2 separate regions of the Mus musculus genome follow, and region 2 is linked to region 1. Evidence: chromatin loops called from intact Hi-C (ENCODE). Cell type or tissue: heart. All regions are shown on one strand.

Region 1 (8,000 bases):
CACGTGACTCAAGCCATTAGCCAAAAAATACTTCCAGAACTATAGCATAGTCAGTTTCTTGACATTTTACAGATATTTATAAATAGAAACTTCAAATTTTCCTGCCATAACACAGGACTCAAGATAAATGTACTACTGTAATTCTTAATTTATATTTTTGCTTAAATAAACTTGCGGAGATCAAGAAACAAGTCTTGCTCTCTCGTGTTGTGCACGCCGCCTGCAGGCTGCGCTCCATTGCACAGAAGAGCATGCTCTAGTCAGCTACCCAGCTAAGCAGGACAAGTAAAGCATGGTGGCACTGAGATCAGTGCAATGCAATGCAATTAAGGACAGAGGCTTCGGCAATGAGCCAGTCACGACGACGATGGGCAGGCAATTTCAACAGCAGGGTCCTAGGCAGAGTAATGCAATGGTATGTACCAAGCTGTATCCTAATTTTGTCTGAACTCCTTCCGATCTATTAGACATAATACGTTAGAACTTTTAGGTCCTCATCACCATTAAGATCCAAGAACAATAAAATTATAAGCTTTTTCTAAAAAAGTAAAAAATGTAAACATGGATGCCCTCCTACGGGGATGAGACACACAGAGAACTCCAAATGAAATCAACAACAAACACAGGCAGCAATACTCAGAGGAGGCAGGAATGGGTTAACTCCAATCAACTACCATTCTGTGTCCCAGAGAACTCAAGAAAGGGTACCATGAAAGGGAACCTTGAGGAAGGAGAGGGTCAGAGCTCCTGCTGCCCTTCCAGAACCTTGGTTTGAGTCCCAGCACCCACACAGCAGCTCACAACCATCAGTCCCAAACTACAGTCCAGGGGAGCCAATGCCTTCTTCTATTCTCCACAGGCATGGACGCGGAGCATGGACATACATGCAGGCAAAACACAAACACACAGAAAACTAAAAACAAAACAACAAACTACAAACTGAACTTAGAATTATAGTTAAATAATAAAAACTCAGAGTTAAGGATTAGCTCATAAAAATTTCAGCTCTTTGGAGGCTATTTCTACTTTCACTCCCTTACTTCCATGTATCCTATGTTTTAATCTCTTTTTCTTCTGATACAAAGGAAGTTACTTGTAATGGATTTCCATCACCTGTGTTCATTTTAGAAGCTCCATTAAGACATAATTCACATCCACCCATTTAAACACTATACTTAAAGGGATAGACTCTGTACACAGTGTAACAATCATGTTGTGAAATCCTAGACTGTGTACATAGATAGCCTCCCAAAAGAAGTAAGTATACATCACCCGGCATCCCCATTTTCTCCTATCCCACAATACTGGCCTTTTCTTCTCTATGGATTTGCTTATTCTGGAAACTTTATGTACTGATGTCACATGTCACGTGTTCACTCATACTGTAGCAAGTCAATACTCAGTTTCCTTCCTTCCACCAGGAAATACTTCCATAAGGGTACATTGCAATGAACCTATTAATTTGTTTTGGTGGACAGGTAGGTCGTTTCCATTTTACGGACCAGCTATGATTGATGCTAAGAACACTAATGTTCAAATTCTTGTGTTCATGTATGTTTTTATTTCTCTAATTTAAAGTGAGTAGGACTGCTTAATTCATTATAACTGTTTAAACATCTGAGGAAGCTCCCAAGGAGACATCACTTTATAATAGCAGCAACAGTGTACAAACAGCCCAGGTTCTCCATGTCTTCATTAGAGCTATTTGCCTTTTGGATTAGAGCTATCATGCTAGGACTGAAGCATTAATTCCTCCACTCTGAAAACCTAAATCTTCTTTAAATGCTTCGTGTGTATGTGTGTGTTTGGGGCGGGGGGAGAGGGGGGAATACATGTGGAAGCCATGTGGAAGCCAAAGGCATCAGGTATCTTCCAAATCCCTCTTCCAGTCTCTCACTGAACCTAGAGTTCAACAATAGAGTAGACAGTGAGTACTAACTGTCTTAAGTCTCTCCTAGAATGTATTCATTCATGTCCACATCTTATGCTGCATGAATGTCCCCAACTGGGCCATTTCTCTGGCCCTTAATTGCTCTGTTCAAGATCACTCCTCCCCTCATCATTTCAGACAGTCACCAGATCAAACTAAAGCTAACACGACATGTACTTATATGCATTAGATGTAGTGACATTCTGAGTAAATGTCTGGTTCCTTGGACACTCTGTAAAATACTGTTTTGTATAATAACAAAGAAAATCAACATTAAAAAAATAGCATCCATTCTGTTCATGGTATAGTAGCAAGCATAGTTTCCTTTCAAAAACTAGTTCCATTATGAATTTAAAATATAAAGCACTAGTTTACAGCCAAACCAAGCATAGTGGCGCGTCTTTAATCTCAGCACTCTAGGAGGCAGTCAGACAGATGTCTTTGAGTTCAAGGCTGGCCTAGTCTACAAAGGGAATTCCAGGCCTGTCAGTAAGAGCTTGTTTCCAAGAAAAGAAGAGAAAAGAAAAGAAAAGAAAAATAAGAAATTATACCAAAAGTAAGTGACACTATAAAAACACTAACAAACTATGAAAGCAACAATTTTTAGTTATTTTAATTCTTACAGTAAATTATTTTTTTTCTTAGTAATTTAACAACTACACTCAGCCAGATAAAGTTGCTCTTGCCTTTAATCTCAGCACGTGGGAGGCAGAGGCAGGTGGATCTTCTTGCCAGCCCGCTCTACAAGGTGAGTTCCAGAACAGCCAGGGCTATGCACACTACACAGAGAACGTTGTCTTGAAAAACAAAACAAAACAAAAACCCAACTATGTTGTGTACACCTCTAAGCTCAATTAAGGGTGAAAGTTACTCTACAGTGAAAAGTTGGCAAGTACCTAATAACTCAAAAAATTGTCCTATACGTTACTAGAAAACAGGACAGGATTGGTCCACAAGTAGAAACAGTCCTTCAACTTTGGTCAAAATGCAATTTCGCCAAGGATTATGATCAAACAGTAGACAACTTGCTAGAATCGCAATCTGTGTAAGACATCAACAGGAGAGAGTTCACCAACCTGGCATTTTCTTCTTCTGGCCTTTCAACTTCATTCTCATCTACCAAATAAAATAAAATAAAATAAAGTAAATAAAGAAACCAAGCTTAAGCAACAAGTAGTATAGAAATCTGAAGGGAAGATCACAAGCACTAACCTAGATCCTTTGCCAAGTCACTGTGCACATGCACGTCCCACGGGCCTACAAGCATAGCCAAAGTTAGATCACTTCATAAGCAAGACACATCTCTTATGGAAAGAAATACAAGGGGATTTACACATCATGCTAAGAGAAACCCCACACATTTCACATTTTAAGGGTAGTACCGATGCTGTCTTTCCACTAAAGAAATAATCAATTTTACAAGTTTATCGGAGTTTCATTACTAAAAGGCTGCTTAAGACGCTAACGTTCACTTTTATATAATCTATGAAATTTATGTCAAGAATGTATGCTCTAGGAAAGAACAAAATACTTTCAAATCTGGTATAACAGCCAAGGGGGATTACGACTTAAAGTTAAAACTCAGACATCAGACATGTCCCCTACAAAAACAAAGTACATGACGCATTAAATTTGGGGACACAAACACAAAACACCGAATACAAGCCTATGGGAAGAGTCACGAGATACAACTATGACGTGGACTATACAGGGCTCTTTAAAAAGCAAAAAACAAAAAATAAAAACAAAAACAAAACACTTCACCTTAATACAGGCCACAATTCAGGGTTTTCTTTATGGACCACAGTGTATTTCATCTGTTTCTTTTAATTAATACTTTTAAAGCACGACTTTCAGACAAGGAGGTACCCTTGCAGGTGCATCCCATACAAACTGACCATCAAGAAACAAGACGTTAGTTTCATTGCACTGACTTTATTTAGCTGCTATTACAGAATGACGGTTTCTGAAAGAAAGGGACGAGGAGGGGCACCCCATAGCCACTGAGCAAGAGAGACACCAAAGCGGCTCAGAATCGATAAAGAGCATGAATAGAGAGCGCAGAAGCGAGGAGGCCCGGGCGGTGCGGAGGAGGGCGACGCAGGGCTGCCCGGCCTCCTTGGCCCGCGTCCACCGCGCGGTGAGTGCCTGCGGGTCCGGGCGAAGGCCGGGAGCAGGCCGCACTCGGCCTAACCAAGGCCGGTTAGGGCCAATACGAGAGGCCTCGGACGCCTGGGCCTGAAACGCTGGGAGGAAGGCCAGAGAGAACCGGGGAGACAGACAGGAAGTTCCGTACCGCCATACAGCCACTCTTCCTCCTCATCCCCTCCGGTCCCGCCGCTCAGCTCCACCAGGCGCTCCACCTCGCCGGCCGACATGGCCGCCCCACGCACAAGTTAAAGGCGGCGGCCAACAGCTCTCTCAACCCCTTTTTCCAGCCTCGCCGTCCCAGGGCGCGAGAATGGGAGGGAAGCCGCCGGTAAGCGAACGAAGAGCGCGAGACTCAAATCTGGGGCCAACCTCGGTGGAGGCGGCGACCCTGAAGAGTCAGCGACCGATCCGTCTGCGCATGCGCCGCAGGCACCCAAGCGGCGCGGCGTCTCTAGGTGGTTACGCTTCCGCGGCGGCGGGCACCTGGGCCTCTCATTGCGCAAGCGCCGCGCGATTGGCTCCTCCCCCTCCCCGCCCCACCCCAAGGATTCTAGCTTAGCTTCTCAAGAGTGGCTTTCTCTGGGGCTTCTGGTCTTCTTTGAAGTTCCCTTCCCCCAACCTTCCTCCCACTCCCCAGTTCCCTTTGCTACACCATTGTTCTTTTCTGTCCCTGTTGCCTTTCTCCCTCCACTAGTCTATTTTAAAATCCTGAAGGCCAGCATCCCGCACGGGTTTGACTGAACCACAATTGTCAATTCGTCGAAATTTTAACAACCAACAAAAGAAAAATTTAATATATAAAGGATGCGTTCTCTTTGTTTAAAAAATTATTAGTATTGGGCATAGTGGCACTTGGTAGGCAGAGACAAGTCACCCTGGTCTACATAGTGAGTTCCAGGATAGCCTGGGCTATACAGGGAGACTCTGTGGCCGGAAAGTTTTATTTAAGTTACTTAAACTGGTCATCTGAGTGGAGGGAACCTTGGTTGTGAAAATACCTCCATAAGATCGGGCTGTAGACAAACCTGCAGGGCATTTTCTTAATTAGTGATTGATGAGGAGGGTCGAGCGTTAGACTTTATCTGTATCACTTGATTCCTCGTTACCTGAGTAGATCACGAGGGTTTTAATTCTTCTTAGTTTTGAACTCTTGTTTGCTATGCCCTGTTCCCCTGTAGGAAATTCTTAAATTGTTTCAACTTCTGTGTACAATTTCCTCGTAAAAATCTTCCCTGAATTCAACAAATATGTATGAAAGTCTACCCAAGTACTAGGAACTCTTCAAGACTATATAGATTGGCGGTTAAAAAAAAAATCCTTTCTTTCATGAAGCCTTTATTCTAATGGAAGATGATAGACACATCATGTTGATAAGGATTTAAAAATAATAGTAGCTGTAAAAAGACCCACGGCCAAGTGATTAAAAGGGAGGTATAATCTAATATCACGTGGTAATTAATTAATTAATTAAAATAAGTAGATCCCTTAATGGAGAAGGGCTGTAAGCTCTGTGGGTTTCTGCATGGGGGCTACTTGACAAGGAGATTAGGAACATGCAAAAGGCCCAGAGACAGAGAAGTTCCAGGCACCCAACTGCATTTGGAGTAGAGTGAAAGGCAAATGTAGATAAACTGAGTATGCAGATGGGGTGAGCAGGGTTGGGGTGAGGGGAGTAGAGCAGAGCTAAACTCTCTTTTAGACCACAAGTCTTATTGACTACATAGCCACTTTCCCCAGAATCTTCACTAGGCCAAATCTGCCTTCGTCTTGTTTAACTTTCACTTCCATCTGTTGTATGGTGCACCATATCCTTTTGGCCTTTGATACTATCTGCTTGAGAGTACCGTGGGCAGTTACCACCACCACACCGTGGTTAGCTCCATTCTCACTGTTAAGTGCATCTAAAGTAAAATTGGGTGGTTTCATGAGAGAGTTGATTGTCTTTTGCAGAGTGAATTGCTTTTCTTTCCAGTCTGGAAAAGAGTTTGTCTTTCAAATCATTGTCTAGACAAAGAGTTTAGACATCAACAACGAGTTGATTAATGAATGGTGGTGAATGCGGTAGGAGGCCTGCGTGGTGGAGGTAGCACTTGAGCTAAGCTTTGAAAATGATTTCTACAAAGCAGAGAAGCTCATAAAGCTCTAATGACCATCCTTCAAAGCCTCTTCCTTCCTTCTTTCCTCCTAAACTGAATCCTTGTATGGATATGCTTCCTTGGTTAGGATTAATCTCTCCATTTGCCATGGGAAACTTTGACATTAAATAATTTGACTATTTTATAGACTGTCTCTTGCTTCTTATATTATGAACTCATCTCACTACAATATCACATTTATCCTGAGTATACTTATTTGCCATCTCATTATTTATTGCTGTTCTAAGCAATGATGATGGTGATGTTGCTGCTAACCCAGGCCTGGCAGTGCATCCTGTCCTTCCAGGTCCTCTGGAGGCCAGGGCTAGAGCTTGACTCAGGCTAGCAGAGTAAGACTCCATCTCAGAACAATGTCAATAATAATGATATCATTTAATATGAAGTATACTTTTTTTTTTTGAAACAGGGTTTCTCTGTGTAGCCCTGGCTGTCCTGGAACTCACTGTGTAGACCAGGTTGGCCTCGAACTCAGAAATCTGCTGCCTCTGCCTCCCGAGTGCTGGGATTAAAGGAGTACGCCACCACCTACCACCACCCGGCTGTGAAGTATACTTTTGAGAAGTAATGAAAAGGAGTGCTTAGCTATAAGAATTAGACAATGAATAGATTACTGCTCAAATCATGCCAAGAGACCAGGTATGGTGGCATATGCTTTAGGGAGGTCAAAACCCAACTGTATACACACACACTCTCTCACACACAGAAACACACGAATAAAACTTTAAAATGAAAGCAATTGCCATGTGTCACAACTAGATGAATGATGTTAGGTGAAGTAAGTTAATCACAATAAAGCAGATAGTACAGGGACCCAATTATAAGACCCACAGTGCCAATGCAAAGAGAACAGGATTAAAGTAGAGGCTGACAAATGCTGGGGGGGGGGTGCAGGGAGCTGAGGTTGAGGGTGGCAATTGTTATTTAAAGGGTATATAGTTTTGAAACTATTTTGATTTTGCAAAATAAAAAGTTCCAAAGATTGGTTGTACAGCAGCATGAATGTTTTTTAATGTTTCCGAACTGTACATTTTAAAATGACTAATGGTGGACATGGTGGCACACACGTTTAATCCAAGCACTAGGAAGGCAGAGGCAAGCAGATCTCTGTGAGTTTGCAACGAACCTGATCCACATCATGTGTTCCAGGACAGCTAGGGCTGCACAATGAGATCCTGTCCACACATACTCACACACACACACACACACACACTCACTCACACACACACAATTAGAACAGTAAATTACTAAATTTTTTTATCTCATGCATGTTTCCACAATTAAATAATAATAATAATAATAATAATAAAACAGGTTCTAAACTGAGATGTGTAGATCAGTATATCTATTCCTCAACCCAATTCTCATCTTAGTAGCTGTGAAATGGACCCCAAAGCCTTTTGACTGTGTGGAGACAGGATCTCTCTGTCTCTCTCTGTGTGTCTGTCTCTGTCTCTCTCTGTGTATGTGGTGTGTGTGTGTGTTGGGGATGGGTGATTGTGCGTTTTCCACAATTGGCACATGGAGGACAATTTTTCCGGGTCCTGTTTTTCTACATTGAGTCCGAAGGATCAAACTCAGGTCATACGACTTGTGTTGCAAGCGCTTTTAGCCTTATGAGCCATCTTGCTGGTCCCAAAAGGTATTTCACGAGGCTGGAGTGCACCAACGCAGAAGATAACCTACACAAGACCAACTATTACGTTGCAGTAGTTGTTTGGCTTCTCCAAGTTCAGATGGGGGAAGTACTTTGCTTCAGACCAGGT
Region 2 (8,000 bases), 510 kb before region 1:
TGGAGAGTCAGCAATTAAAAGTACTACCTGTTCTTCCAGAGGAACTGGGTTCAATCCCCAACACCCACACGACAACTCACAGCTGTCTATAACTCCAGTTCCAGGGGATCCAGCACCCTCACACAAACATATCAAACATATATACAGGCAAAACACCAATGCCTAAATAAATAAATAAATAAATAACATGTATGGGGGTTGAGACAGGGTTACTTTTTCTACCCTTGGCTGCCCTGGAATTGTAGATCAACCTGGCCTTGAACGCACAGAGATCTGACTGCCTCTGCCTCATGAGTGCTGGGACTAAAGGCATGTGCCACCATTGCTTGACTCGTTGGAGGTCTTAAATCTATGAATGACAGGCTCCTCGCCACCCAGAAGGATGAGACAAGAGTATTGCCACACATCTGAAGCCAACCTGGGCTACATGACAGGTTCTAGGCCAGCCTGGGCTATGAAGTGAGTTGCCATCTCACCCCCATCCCACCCCCACTCCCCGCCTCAAATAGCAACTAAAGTCTTGGCTCCTGGGGTTACTGAGCTGTCCTGTTTGTTTTAAGCCAGTTGATCTGAAGGAACATGTGAACGTGAGGAGCATGAAGAGGTATACAAAAGAAGAGACATGTTTGCAGGGGTGTGTACTGTGGGCACAGGAGAGGGGGAACATTTTGACAAAGACTGGTTCATACTCAGGAAAGGCGGAGGGAGTCATTTGGCAGGAAGCAATCCTGGAGTGTTGGGGGTGGAGTTTGGAATTATGATGTCAACTATTATAGAGAAATGCTTGACTCATCCTTCCTCGCCCTCTTGGCCTTGCTCCCAGGTCTCGAGCCCCTTTACTGACACCAGCAGGTTCCCCCCCCGCCCCCCCAAACCGGAAGAAGAGTCAAAAAGAAAGAAAACAACTAAAAACAATGACTTCTCTTCACACCTCGGCAATGGGAGTCAGACCGATCTCTCTGTCGGAGTCCAGCCAGAGTGCTCCTCCCACGCAAAGTCAGTGCTGCGAGAGTGAGCTTCTTGCCAGTCCTCTGCCGCCTAATTAACTCCCAGTGTTCTGCCGGCAGTGCCAGCCATGATCCATCTCCATTCAGAAAACATTCTTGTAGGTTCTCCTCTGAAGACGGATCTGTGGAGGGTGCTGGAGAAAGAAGGGGCTCTTCCAGTTTCTTCTGTCCTTGGAAAGTTGTCAGCTGGGTGATGCTCAGCGGCTGTGTTGACTGAGAGGTGGATTCTGGGTTGTACACAGCATGCAGGGTGTGGCCCATGACCGAAACAGACCCATTTTCCTCCTCCTCCTCCCTCATCCTTTCTGCAGCCACTCTTTGAATGTGGCCACTGGGCTCTTGATTACTGTCAAGGAGGAGGCTCAGGAACTCTCTGCAGCCAATGTGTTGAAGTTGAAGTCCTGAATGAGAGTATTAAATACACACATACACACGGGATCAAGAGCAAGTTCACATAGGGTCTCTGAAACTAATAATACTTCACGGACACTGAAACATTACACAATGCCAAAGGAACGTGGTGATCTTCATGGCAGAGAAGCGGGGAAGAATCAAGAATGTTTCCTGTTGTGACTATATATCCCTCTTCTAAGCATTCCACGTACATCAAGAGACTCTGTCAAGTAGCCCAAGGGATAGGTACTATTATATCTATTTTATTTTAGAGACAAGGCTCTATTATAGCTCAAACTGGCTATATAGAGTGATGTTCAATGCCTAATTTTCCTGTCTCCATCTCCCACCTGCTAGGGTTTTATAGATGTGTGCTACCACGCCGCACTTTTGTCTTCCTGTGACAGGTCAAAGACCAAGAGGTTAAAGGACTTGGCCAGGGTCCCATAGGAAATGATAGAGGGCGATTCAAAGTCAGCCTTCAGAACTACCAAGTTAAGCTGCCTCCTGTGTGTATGCTCCATTGGAGCCTTTGACATACCCTCTGACTCCCACCCCCCTAGAGAATTATGGTTGCTTGCCTTAATGACAGAAAAGTTACTGCCAGAGACTGTAACATACATAGTCGCGCGTGCACGCGCACAGACACACACACACACACACACACACACACACACACACACACAGCTGACCACACAGTAGGTTCAGTGTTTATTGAATGAATAAATCTGGGAAAGCATAAGTCTGACGCATCGACTATTTTTCCCTGCCTAGCTCACTGCCCTTTTTTTTTTCCCCAGATCTTTCCAGGATTAAGTTGTCCAGCATTTTCCACTCTCATGTTAACCTTTGTACGTTTTCTGCTTGGACAAAGACCCGTAAACGAACTTGAAGGATGCGAACACTGCGTAGAGAACTGTTTGTGGACACTGGGTCCAGTACAACTCCTCTTTCCTTTCCAGACCAATGAGGAACTCTTGTTACCCCATGGTCCAGTTTGCCGTAGGAGTCCAGTTCTGTTCCTATGTTGTTTGGATGCTTGGCAGACTCTTGATTGTGAAACCAGGTCCAAGGTGATCCATGAGTCCACTGTTCCTCCCTTCCCCCATCCCCTCTTGTGGAGAAAACATTTTTCACTAGAGAGACGAAGCATACAACTGCAACTTCTTAATTGGAACACAGAGAACTTGTCAACTTTGTTAGGTAGTATTGATGGTGAGATTTCTTGTTAACAAACAAACAAACAAACAAACAACCTGGGCTAAAAGGACAGAATATTTGGCTTTGGAGATATTTTGGAAAATCAGGTAGGACAGTAGACAGGAAAGCACTGTTTGCCGGGCAGTGGTGGTGCACGCCTTTAATCCCAACACTTGGGAGGCAGAGGCAGGGGGATTTCTGAATTCGAGGCCAGCCTGGTCTACAGAATGAGTTCCAGGACAGCCAGGGCTACACAGAGAAACCCTGTCTCGAAAAACCAAACCAAACCAAACCAAACCAAACCAAACCAAACCAAACCAAACCAAACCAAACCAAACCAAACCAAACCAAACCAAACCAAACCAAACAACAACAACAAAAAAAAAGAGAATGCACTGCTTTGTTAATCTCAAGTTGGCAAAGTCAACCAACTCTGCTTCGCATCGTGGACTAAAAACGTTTTATTAAACCGGCAGTCAGATTCTCTGGTCCGGCCAGGGGCTTCGCCCGCTGTCGTTGTTTGGGCTACAGATTACTCCAGCCTGGCTCTAGGAGTCGAGTCGGGGTCAGCGCCCCCGATCCTCACAGACGCCGCCTTCCGGGTCGCTGACCCTGGAGCCGGAGGGCGGGGCCGCGCCGGGTGGAAGCGGAGGAAGAGGCCGGCGTCCCGGGAGCGCGCGAGACCGTCCGCGTGAACGCGCCCGCCCGCCCACCCGCGCGCCCGCGCCCACGCCCGCGCCCGCCCGCGCTCCCGGGAAGTCTCGCGATGCGGTAGCCGGCTGCTCCTGCTGCGGGTGGCTCGGGCTGTTGCTGTGGTTGCCGGAGTTGCGGCGGCGACGGCGGCGGCGCTGGCGCGGGCGGCGGCGCTGGCGGGGGTGGCGGCCCCGGCGGATGTTGACATTGTGTTGTTGTTCCTGCCCACGGTAATGGCGGCGGTGGCGGCGGCAACGGCGGCGGCCGGGACCAGGTCTCCTCAGTAGCCGGAGCCCACACTGCCGAGCGCCAGCTCCGCGGCCTCCGCGCCCGCCGCCTCACCAGCCGTTCCCCGCGGCCGCCCCAGAGCCAGGGCCCCGGGCGGGGGGCTCGCCGGCTCGGGATGGCGGATTTCGATGAAATCTACGAGGAGGAGGAGGACGAGGAGCGGGCCCTGGAGGAGCAGCTGCTCAAGTACTCGCCCGACCCGGTGGTGGTCCGCGGCTCCGGTCACGTCACCGTGTAAGGCCCTGCGAGGGCTAGGACGAGGACGGGTGGCGAGGCGCGGGCGGGGTGGGCCCTGGGACCCCTGGGGGTCCTCCTTTTCTTAAACCCCCGTCCCCGGTGACTGGCGCGGGACGGGGGCCTTGGGGGAAGCTCCGGCGATCAGGAAGTGAGAACTTGCTCTGCTTCCATTTGTTTAGGACTCCCAAGTGGGGACAGACACTGCCTCCCCTCCCTCCCACAGCCCCGGAGCAGGCCCCGTGGCCCGCGGGGATGTGTGGGGTCCCAGCCGGGAAGATGGCTCTTTAGGGTCTGCCTGATGGGCCATCGGTACAGGCTAGAGGTGCACACACTCACACACACACACACACACACACACACACATCTTGTGGGATCCATCTTTGTAACACCCCCCACACCCCCGTTATTCTTTGGGACTCTGCCTGACTTACAGCCTATTGACATATGGCTCAGAGGTCAGATCTGAGGTGTTAAGATCCCAGTGGCAGTTGGTAAATGAGATTCACTGTCGTGTGTCTATCACACATAACACGTAGGGGCTTCCCAGTTCCTCAAGAGTAAATTTCTGCAAAACTGATTCGAGTTGCTGTCAATTATGTATGATAGAAGTATACAGGTGGACGGAAAAAAAGAGGAGGATACATCTGTTTACAAGGAATTACAAGTACCGAGTTTCCTGTAATCCGGTCTGTTTTGGGACACGGACCTAGGTTGGCTTCTTTGATAAGGGCCCCTGTAAGGTTTATTAGCAACATCAAAAGTCCCAATATTATTCAAACAATAAGGGATGAAAGCATTCTGAAAGGTCGTGACTAATAAAGGAATGTAGACTTGGGGCAAATAATGAGTTGTCCGGAAGAAGGAAGTTTTGTAACATTTCCCTGATAAAATCCGGAGTTTGTACAACTTAGGGTATTGATACTCCTTTGCAGCTGCTATCTCCAGTTGAAAAGTCATCGCTCAAACTTCCTGTACTTGCATATCACTTTATCACTGATAGAAAAAGGCAGCGAGCCTGAAGCTGTCTGGAGCGCTTGTCATTGTTTTTTGGTGTAGGGTGAGTGGGGCGTGCTGTGGGCAAGGCGGTCAAACAGTGAGGCTCCTCAGAAGATCGGCCCTTGTGTAGTCATCCTGACTAGCCTTGTTGTTGTTGTTGGGGTGTGCTTATGTAACACCTTGGTGTCTTCGCACCTGTTAACGTGTGCATTTAGGTGATTTAACAGGGTAAAAACACTGCATAAGCATTGTTTCAGTACCTGGATAAGGAGATGGGACTTCGCACCATAATAACTGCTCTGTTTTAACTGTCAACACAAACTTAATTAAGGAATATAGCTAATTATGAATAATACAGTTTAAATGTATATCATAATGCTTTTAGTGTTATAACCTGCTATTTAATTTTTAGTTTAACTCTTAGGACTTTTTTCTTTTTCTTTTGAACTTAAGGACTATGGGTGCTTTTAAAAGCAATTACAAACAAACAAAAAACCGACACAGTGATAGTCCCAGTACTCAGGAGGCAGAGGCAGGTGGATCTGTGAGTTGCAGACTCCCCTGGTCTTCAGGGCTACATAAAGGATTTCTGAACTTTTTCATGTTGTCTGTGGTCATCCTTAAACTCCTCCTGTCAAATCAAAGCTGGCAGAAATTTATTTGCAGAGGTTCAGCTAGGGCTGGAGATGTAGCTCAGTGTTAGAGTGCTTGTCCTGGGTTCAGAGTAACCAAATAAGGTTCAAGTGCAGTTGTCATGTCTCTTCTGTTCAAGAAGAAGAAAAGCTAAACATGTTGTTGGGAAATAGAATAGTCAAAGTGCTCAGATAGAAAGTTGGATTGTAGTTGACTATTTGGAGTGGTTAACAAGTGTGTGAAGTAATTATTAGTGGTCTTTTCATCTTGTCTTTCAGAATCACCTGGCTTGTGCTCAGGAACTACTAGCCTTTATTATTATAAGCATTAGAAATAAAGTACTTCCATTTGCAGGACTAACAGTCATTTAGTCTAGTTTATCTGCCCATTAAGATCATGTGGGGAGCATCCGCTGGTGTTCCAGCCCTCTTTTTCCAGGCCAGTGGCCACATATGAGTGGAGCTCTTGTTCATGAATAGGCTTGGATGGGGTTGGAGGAAGGTCTTGGAGGTGGTTTTGATTGTACCTCGGAATCTGCTGCAGACACTAGTGATGGTGGTGTTTGCCACCTTTGCAGGAAGCCTTAGTATGTTTGTGACCTCCCTTAGACACTTCTGATAGGTAGTAACCTTCCTCTGCCACTTTTATATAAATCAATCACTTGTGTCTCCTCAGTTCACAGGATGACAGCTTTAGTTCATACCTTTCCAGATTAAGGGGTGAGATAATGTATACAGAGAATACGTGAGTGTGTGTCTTGTGCTCAGGAAACACTAGCCTTTGTTAGTTATTACCCTCCTCAGGTGGCGCTCTGCTTTGAGAAACATTTGTGTAAAATATAGATTAAGAATTCAACATTGCCATTTTCAAACCAAACCGTGGTTCATTTAGCTAATTCTCTTTTTACTTTGAACCAACTTTTGGTCAGCAAAAGCCAAACCCTGTTTTGTGGTGATACAGAATTCTATAATAATGTAAAGCTTATGTATGACCATCATGCATAATGTTAGGCATACTAGACTATGTAGCCAAGTTTGCACCTACAAGAGGCTTTGAAATTTGTGCTTATATGTTATAACGGTTTCACTTTCCTTTTCAAGTATAATCGGAAAAGTGATTAATAATTACAGTGAACCATGGGCTGGAAAGATGGCTCAGCAGTTAAGAGCATTTGCTGCTCCTACAGAGGACCAGGTTCGGTTCCCAGCACCCACATGGTAGCTTACAACCATCCATAACTCCAATTACAGCAGGCTCAACAAAACACTCATACACAAAGATAAAATAAACAAATCTTTAAAAATTAAAATTATAGTAAACCACATAAGCTTACTTCTCTTTTTGCTAAGGAGTTGGTTAAAGCATTTCTCCCTTTTACTTTTAAAGAAACAATATTATAAATGGTTACAGTATTGTCTGTCTGTAATCCAGGTCAGACTGAAAAGATTCAGGTCTGCCTGTGTGCTTGCTTTTGCAGTTGAGCCTGTCTTGTCTTGTCTTGTCCTTTCTTTTCTTTTCTTTTCCTTTCCTTTCCCTTCTCTTCTCTTCTCTTCTCTTCTCTTCTCTTCTTTCTTTCTTTCTTTCTTTCTTTTTTTTTTTTTTTTTGGTTTTTCGTCTAATTTTTCTTAATAAGCTCACTAGTACTCTAATTTGAGAAATCATTTTATTCTTTTGTGATACGTTCTTTCTAGATATTCTAGATGAGTAATGTTTTTTATTTTTGATTTGCATGTGCTAGGAGAAATCTTTTGAAGAAACATATTGAAGAAAAAACCATTTATGGGAAAAGAAAATTATAAATTCCCATGGTTTCATACTAAATACATACCTATAACTTGGAAGACTGGAAGAAGAAAGAAGTGGCAAACTTACTAGATACTGCTGGTCAAACTGATTGATACTCTTTATTGGAAGGGCATAAGCAATGTAAAACACACTGACGTAACTGATCCGTATTTATAGACAGTCACAGCTCAACATACTGCTGAGTCTAGAGGAACCAGTGTGATCATTACCAGACATATCACATAATATGTCAGTATTTACTAATTTTAGTCCAACCTATTTCTTTTATACTCTAAACTACCTTCATTATGTTGTTTGATGGGATAGAACCACAGCAAAGCCATGGTGCCCAAGATCAGCCAGCTTCTAGCCAGTTAGGTTTAGTAGTTGTTGGTAGCTACTCAGACCATGTTGAAGAACAGTTTAGCCAGCCAGGGGCCAGGCCCAGAAACTGTGAAAGGGACATACAAATGACTTTGCTGGATGGCACTGGTTTATAATTTTAATGTTTGTAGAACTTTATCTCAGATTTCAAGCTGTTTTTGAGCATATTCTTTACTCTGTGTGTGTGTGTGTGTGTGTGTGTGAGGGCATGTGATCCTGTGGGGAAGGCATCTTCCCTATGGGCTCCTATGGGTCAGGCTTGGCAGCAAGTACCTTTGCTTACTGAGCCATCTTTCCAACCCTACTTTGATGTCTCATAAGGATGATAACTCTTAAGGAATGTGTTTGTATAAAAGAATTTTTAAAAGTTGAGGAAATGAATTT

What was found. Hi-C counts contacts between places; a loop is a spot of excess contacts. Peaks named below come from ENCODE experiments on the same cell type or tissue, not always from the same donor. Only the 100,000 strongest peaks of a DNase experiment are listed, where the experiment ranks them.
Region 2: it touches region 1 in a loop (3-fold over the local background); 5 of 42 quality-filtered maps call a loop at or near these places.

The regions. Positions count from the first base shown.
Region 1 is chr5:74,531,988-74,539,987 of GRCm38, reverse strand. It overlaps Fip1l1 (FIP1 like 1 (S. cerevisiae)), which reads right to left and starts at 4,497. Exons shown (of 18, transcript NM_001159573.2): 1 at 4,227-4,497; 2 at 3,143-3,187; 3 at 3,007-3,046. The coding sequence starts at 4,308. In heart, a CTCF peak has its summit at 4,301; a DNase peak (open chromatin) is centred at 4,507; H3K4me3 peaks cover 2,734 bases; H3K27ac peaks cover 2,245 bases.
Region 2 is chr5:75,039,995-75,047,994 of GRCm38, reverse strand. It overlaps Chic2 (cysteine-rich hydrophobic domain 2), which reads left to right and starts at 3,354. Exons shown (of 6, transcript NM_028850.5): 1 at 3,354-3,815. The coding sequence starts at 3,697. In heart, no CTCF peak of the experiment used is centred here; DNase peaks (open chromatin) are centred at 764, 1,194, 3,354 and 3,884; H3K4me3 peaks cover 2,236 bases; H3K27ac peaks cover 1,981 bases.